Linked DNA regions of Homo sapiens: region 2 is linked to region 1. A link is a contact called in ENCODE Hi-C or POLR2A ChIA-PET data. All regions are on one chromosome and are shown on one strand. The core of a region is the stretch at or near the end of the contact, and the rest is flanking DNA. Distances in the headings are between cores, read along the strand shown. Region 1 overlaps LINC00922 (long intergenic non-protein coding RNA 922). Region 2 has its middle 100 kb from the start of CDH5.

Region 1 (3,113 bases), core at 427-2,926:
AACAGGGCACTGGGAGGAGTCCAGACTTCCTGGTCCAGCTGTTCACATGTGATCTCAGCCAGTAGACTAGCAGCTTTGTAAAGGAAGGAAAGGGATTGTTTTATTCCTTAATGGCGGCTTCCCTGAATAAGTGCCACTAAAATATGTCTCAAAATAATGAGTAAATGAAGGAGCTATGGTGTTTGTCAAGTGGAAAATTGGGCTAATGACATATTGTCTTGAGTTTCGTGTGGGGTCTGGCACACAGTCACGGAAGTACTAATTTAGGTTGTGCTTCTTCCTCTTCACCCAATCTTATAGATAAAAATTCCAAGTCTTAAACTAGCCAAGTGACTCATCTAAGAAATAATGTAAGCTCCACAAGGGCTGTGATTTTTGTCTAGTTCTTCTTTTCTTTTCTTTTCTGTAAATTCCCTTCTTAAATTTTAACTTAATTTTGCTTAATGTTGTGAGCATATCTTCATATTTAATTTATAACAAAACACTACCCATTGTTAGTTAGATTTAAACTAGAAACCTTGGCTGTTGATGTCCATGCCAGGAGTTTCACAATTACACTTCCTGCCCTATTTCTTTCCTATCCCAAAGACCCTTCCTGCACTTTCAACCTTGATGGGACAGAAAATACCTCATCATTTTTCCTCAGGAAATATGGCTCAAGTAACTCCTTCTTGCCTATCACCACACGAGTGCAAGCATACCTTGACTGTGCTGTGCAAACTATCTTTAATGAATATTGCTTTTGGCTCTAAAATTAGGTCCATCTTCCTGTGGCGGGGGCGGGGTGGAGAACTGAGGCTGGAGCAGTGGCTCGTGCCTGTAATCCCAGCACTTTAGGAAGTCAAGGTGGGCAGATCATCTGAGATCAGGAGTTTGAGACCAGCCTGGCCAACGTGGTGAAACTCTGTCTCTACTAAAAATACAAAAATTAGCCAGGTGTGGCTGTGGTCACCTGTAATCCCAGCTACTTGGGAGGCTGAGGCAGGAGAATCGCTTGAACTGGGAGGTGGAGGTTGCAGTGAGCCAAGATCACGCCACTGAACTCTAGCCTGGGCGACAGAGTGAGACTGTGTCCCAAAACAAAACAAACAACAACAACAAAATACTGAATAATATCTCCTGCAAAATTAATGTTAGTGTTTTGCTAAATGATATTTCCATTGTCTGAGACATGTGGCTTTAATGGAAGTATTATATCAGAAAAATGTAGAGAGGAAAGCATAAGGTAACTCAAATTTCTTTCAGGCTGGAAAAACTCTCGAGTCACTGAAGACAGTTTTGCCAAAAAGGATTGGCAAGAAGCAGTGATATTTGCAAATTGTTCAGTGAAACTGCTTTTATTTAGTCAATTTCATCCGGGTGTCCAACGGGTTCTCTGCACAGGGATATGTTTCTTAGACAATGACAAGTTTTAAACCAAATTATGAGCTATAGCTGAAAATATAGTCACAGAATGTCATTCCTGATTTGTTTTTGAAGCTGAAGCTACGTGGCTAGAAATATCAAAGGGGTGATCCATGAGAGTCTAAATGCTCAGTTTGAGGAGTGGGAAGACTTGAAATGACTGTGGAAATGGGCATCAAAGCAGAGAAGCATGGCCAGACATAACACTGCTTGCTCCAGGAAAGGGAGGAGAGATGGTCCCCTGAGCCAGCTGGCGTCAGACCAGTGGACTCTCCACCAATCCCCAGCAGCGTCATTCCCTCATACATGGATCCAACTTTGCAACCAAACTCTGCATCAGAGATCCAAGAGAGAATACCTCCCAGAGGGCTAAACTAAGCTCTTCAGAGTTTATGCTCAACTTGTGGGGGGAGAGCCATTCTTCGCTGGCTTAACACCAAGGAGATCTGAATGCTAAAAGGAACCAGTCAGGAAGGAACAGTGTTAGAATAAGACTGGCTTTGGAGTCCAGAGAGGCAGGTTTATAATTTCAGATTTAGCTTTGAACCATGGGGAAAGCATAATCTTCTTTAATCCTCAATTTGCTCGTCTGTAAAATGGGGAGAATTTTTGCCTTATTAAGTTGTTCTGGGATGTGTTTAAGCATAAGGAGATAATAAATTCCAGCATTCTCCTCCCTCTGGTTTGGAGAGTAGAAATATTTTCTTAATGATGTCTGTCACTGGAATGCAAAGTCTGCCTACTCAGAGGGACCTAGAGGCTGCCTGGTGCTGGAACATACTTGGGGATAAAATGACATCGTACTATTTAATCAGAATCATAAGATCATCATGTGGGTCACTTGGGTGACACAAAGAATCAGAGCTTTGGTCTTTGTCTTATTGACCTATCTTCTAAAATGGTTTCAGGTTCTCTAGGACCTCACTGTCTATAGAGACTCACTGAAGAAAACACCTTCATTCAACCAAGTCTCTTGGTTTTGTATGTGCTGCAACTTGGTTTCACTCTAAGGTTGTGTCTGACTGAACATATGACTGATATTGGATCACATTGCCTCAGGATGGTGACCTTCCTTTCATGTGGGCTAGCACTAGATAGATATGTGTTCTTCAGCGTGGGCTGGAGAGGCAGTCTGGTCAGTTAAAAAGGGAATAGTTTGGCATCAGATACATACGGGCTTTTGAAAAGGTTGTCCTTGAGCAAGCTATTCAGCCTCACTAAACCTCAGTTTGCTCATCTGTAAAGTAGAGATATTATTCTATCACATATATTTATTAGAAGTAATGTACACAAAATGTTTAACACACATAATAAGCCCTCAGTACACCACTATTGCAAATATTTCAATGTTAAATATTCCAACTTGAGAACTCGCCAACATTCCTTGCCGTGTACTCAATTTAACTCCACACATGGACATGCACATACACACCATTTTAAAACTGATTTCATATTTAAAAGTTGTGTTGGGGAAATAAATATTTTTATTATTATTTTATGAAAATGTCAACATTTATTTTAGATATAGGGGGTACAGGTGCGGATGTGTTGCATTGGAATATTGCTTGATGCTGAGGTTTGGAGTATGGATCCCATCACCCTGGTAGTGAGCATAGTAGATTTTATTTTAGAGATATAAAACAATGTCCTAGAAATCTGCATGTTTCAAAGACCTCCTTTAATCACATACCTATTGTTTTCAGAGGAAA
Region 2 (2,926 bases), core at 308-2,807, 950 kb before region 1:
AGTACCTGTTCCATCTTTCTTGCAACCTTATCAAGCTCTCCCATGTACCTGGGACTGTTCAATATGTTCTATGCCTCTCTATGAAAGGGGCTACTGTATTATCTCCATTTTAGAGAAAAAGAAACTGAGGCTGAGAGATGTTGAGTAACTTGCATAAGGTCACACGTGCTCATAGAAGTCCAATGTATTATGTGTCTGATTCCAGACCTGGAGATTATGTTTTTTGCCCTCGCTGGGGCTTACGAGAGGGCCTACTCCTGCACTCTCTCCTTCCCCTGTCCCATTCCCTGTCCTCCTTTCCCCGCTTCCCTCTTCCTCATGCACCCTTCCTTCTCTGCTCTTCCTCATCTCTTCCCCCTCCTCCTTCCCTCCTTTTCCTTTTGTTCTCTTCTCCCTCTCCTCTTCTGCTGCGTTGCTCTCTTCTAACTCTCATTCCTTCTGTCCCCTCTCCCCTTGGCCAGAGTCCAGACTCAAGGGCTGATATCTTGTTGCCTTCGGGGGGACCCAGGCAGAAATACAAGAGCAGCTGCCCTTCCCCTCAAAGGACTGACCTACCCCAGGCCCTGCCAGACCAGCCCAGCAGGCAGTGTGTGTGTGTGTGTGTGTGTTTGTGGGTCAACCCGCATATATGTCAGCTTGTGTGAGACTTGTGTGTCTACGATTGTGCCCAGTTTCTCCATGGGTATGAATGGTTGTGTGTGTGGTTGTGTGTGTGTGGGGGGGGGGTAACAGGTCACGAGGTCCTGACCTGCCTCAGCCAGGGCCCCACCTGTGCACAGTGGGAGCGACTTTCAGCATCTGTGCCCCACCCTGACCACCCCAGATGGGGCTGACCGGCCGGGTCCTGGCCACCCAGTTGTCTGGAGCCTGAGGAAACTGGGCTCAGTCTCAGGCCTCAGGCTGGAATCACCCAGACCTGCATTTCCCACTGGTCCAGTTGCTTCTTGAAGATTTCTGAGCTCGTTGGGCTTATCCAGAAGTGGGCTGGTAACATCTGCTCAACAGGACCCTTGCAGGGGTCCTAGGAGAGAAGGTGTGTAGGAAGGTATGTGGCTTGTGGTTTCTGCCTGGCCACCTTACGAGGATCCAGATGCAGGGAAGAAACCACAGCCCTGTGGTCTCAGAGGTCTCTGCCTGTTCAGACCCACGGTCCATGCCTGGCTGCAACGTGGACACATACGCTCCCCCACAGTCCAGGAAAACCCGGTCCCTAAGCTGGGCGAGTTCTTCCTGTGGGGATCAGAGCCAGTGAGCATGCCTGGACAGCATGTGGGATGGGGTGTGAGTGCTCAGGGTCAGCCCCGCAGAGCCCCGAACGAATAGCCCGATCTTTCTGGAGCGTTTCCTGATGGGGTTTGCGAGGAACGTCTGCTGGGAGGTGAGTGGGGGTCCTGGGAGCCTGCTGGCCCCGAGGCTGAGCTGTCACTGCTGGGCTCTCCAGTGGTGGCCGCCAGGGCAGTTCCTGGCCGGCCCACTGCATGCACATCTGGATGCAATTGTCTGCAGCTGCTGGGGCGAGGCGTAGGCTGCGGTCGGGGCTGGATGCTACACTTGGAGGGACCTCACGGGGTGGGGGTGGGGTCTGATTGCTCAGAGACTGAGCCGCCTACTCAGAACAGGGAAGGAAGACCAAGGAGAAACAAAAGAAAGGAAGATGGATGGGGCGGTGGTGATGGGGGCCAGGAATGTCTTTTTGTTCTGAAGAACATTCTGGCTTTTCCCAACAAATCACAAAATCCAAACGGGGAAGCTGTTTTAACTCCAGTCACACCCATGTCTAAATCAAGCAAACATACCACACACACATGTTTTTGTTTCTAAACTCATCAAAGGAACTTCAGGCCTGTACAGGGTCCTAAAAATACATACTGAAAACTGCTCGTATTCCAGCCTCTCCTGTGCTTTTTTTTTTTTTCACGACTGAAAAATTTCCGGCAATTTTTGACATCCCTTGCTCTGACCTCAAGCAGCAACAGGCTTTATCTGATAGTGTCAGTGTTCAAATTCATTGAAGGCTGGTGGGGGGTCCAGCAGGGGAGAGGACAGGGGGTCTGTGGGGTGAAATGGATTGTTCTCTGGTCACAGAGGATGGCAGAACCATCCAATTCCACCCCTTCTTTTTTTTTTTTTTTTTTTTTGAGATGGTGTCTCCCTCTGTCATTCAGGCTGGCGTGCAGTGGTGGGATCTTGGCTCACTGCAAACTCCGCCTCCTGGGTTCAAGTGATTTTCCTGCCTAGCCTCCCGAGTAGCTGGGATTACAGACACCTGCAACCACACCCGGCTATTTTTTGTATTTTTAGTAGAGACGGGGTTTGACCATGTTGTCCAGGCTAGTCTCAAATTGTGACCTCAAGTGATCCACCGGCCTCGGCCGCCCTAAGTGCTGGGATTATAGGTGTGAGACACTGCACCCGGCCCCACCTCATCTTATAGCTGGAGAAAATTAGCCCAGATAGGACTGGTGACCTGCCTCAAGATACTCAGCCAAGATTCACCCCGAAGTGACCCAGTGCAGTGGGCTCTGGGCTCAGCTGTGTCCAGTAGTTTGTGTTACAACCTCTACAACTTACTTCCACATCAGAAACATGTCTGATTTGTGATGGAGGAACTCGGAGGCATTACAGTGGGACGTACCCTGTGCGGCTGGCAGAGAGCAGGCCTGGCTCAGCACTCCAGGACAGGGCCTCGCAACTTCCTTTCCTGCTATGTGTTGTTGGGGATAACTCACCTGGCCCCTCAGCTCCCCATTTGGAAGTAATAATAGTAGTAATGATATTAACATTTGTCATTGAATGAGCACTTACTATGTGCACTTCTCCCATTTCATCCCAGCTGACCTCACAACCCTTTCAGGTGGGTACAGCTATATTAGCTTGACTCTGCAGACGAAGCAACTGAGGCTCAGGCAGTTTAAGTGGCTTGTCT

Evidence for each region. Hi-C counts contacts between places; a loop is a spot of excess contacts on that map. ChIA-PET counts read pairs that join two places held with the same protein, here RNA polymerase II (POLR2A). Pooled maps may share reads with other maps.
Region 2: a map of chondrocyte shows a loop between it and region 1 (2.2-fold over the local background). The contact joins two enhancer-like sites. A Hi-C loop is called at or near these places in 2 of 168 maps with a recorded cell type or tissue (chondrocyte and heart left ventricle) and 2 of 50 pooled maps. POLR2A ChIA-PET finds 5 or more read pairs at or near these places in 1 of 52 experiments (MCF 10A).

Annotation. Positions count from the first base shown.
Region 1 is chr16:65,313,799-65,316,911 of GRCh38, reverse strand. All of the region lies in intron 8 of LINC00922 (long intergenic non-protein coding RNA 922), which reads left to right. The region is part of intron 2 of LOC124903780 (a long non-coding RNA gene); the gene reads right to left. Among named protein-coding and RNA genes, the nearest start is that of LINC02126, 140 kb to the right of the region's middle. Within about 2 kb of position 1,676, at least 4 of the 41 ENCODE cell types and tissues checked have a DNase peak (open chromatin) inside an H3K27ac peak, as active enhancers do.
Region 2 is chr16:66,265,387-66,268,312 of GRCh38, reverse strand. No RefSeq gene overlaps it. Among named protein-coding and RNA genes, the nearest start is that of CDH5, 100 kb to the left of the region's middle. Within about 2 kb of position 1,557, at least 13 of the 41 ENCODE cell types and tissues checked have a DNase peak (open chromatin) inside an H3K27ac peak, as active enhancers do.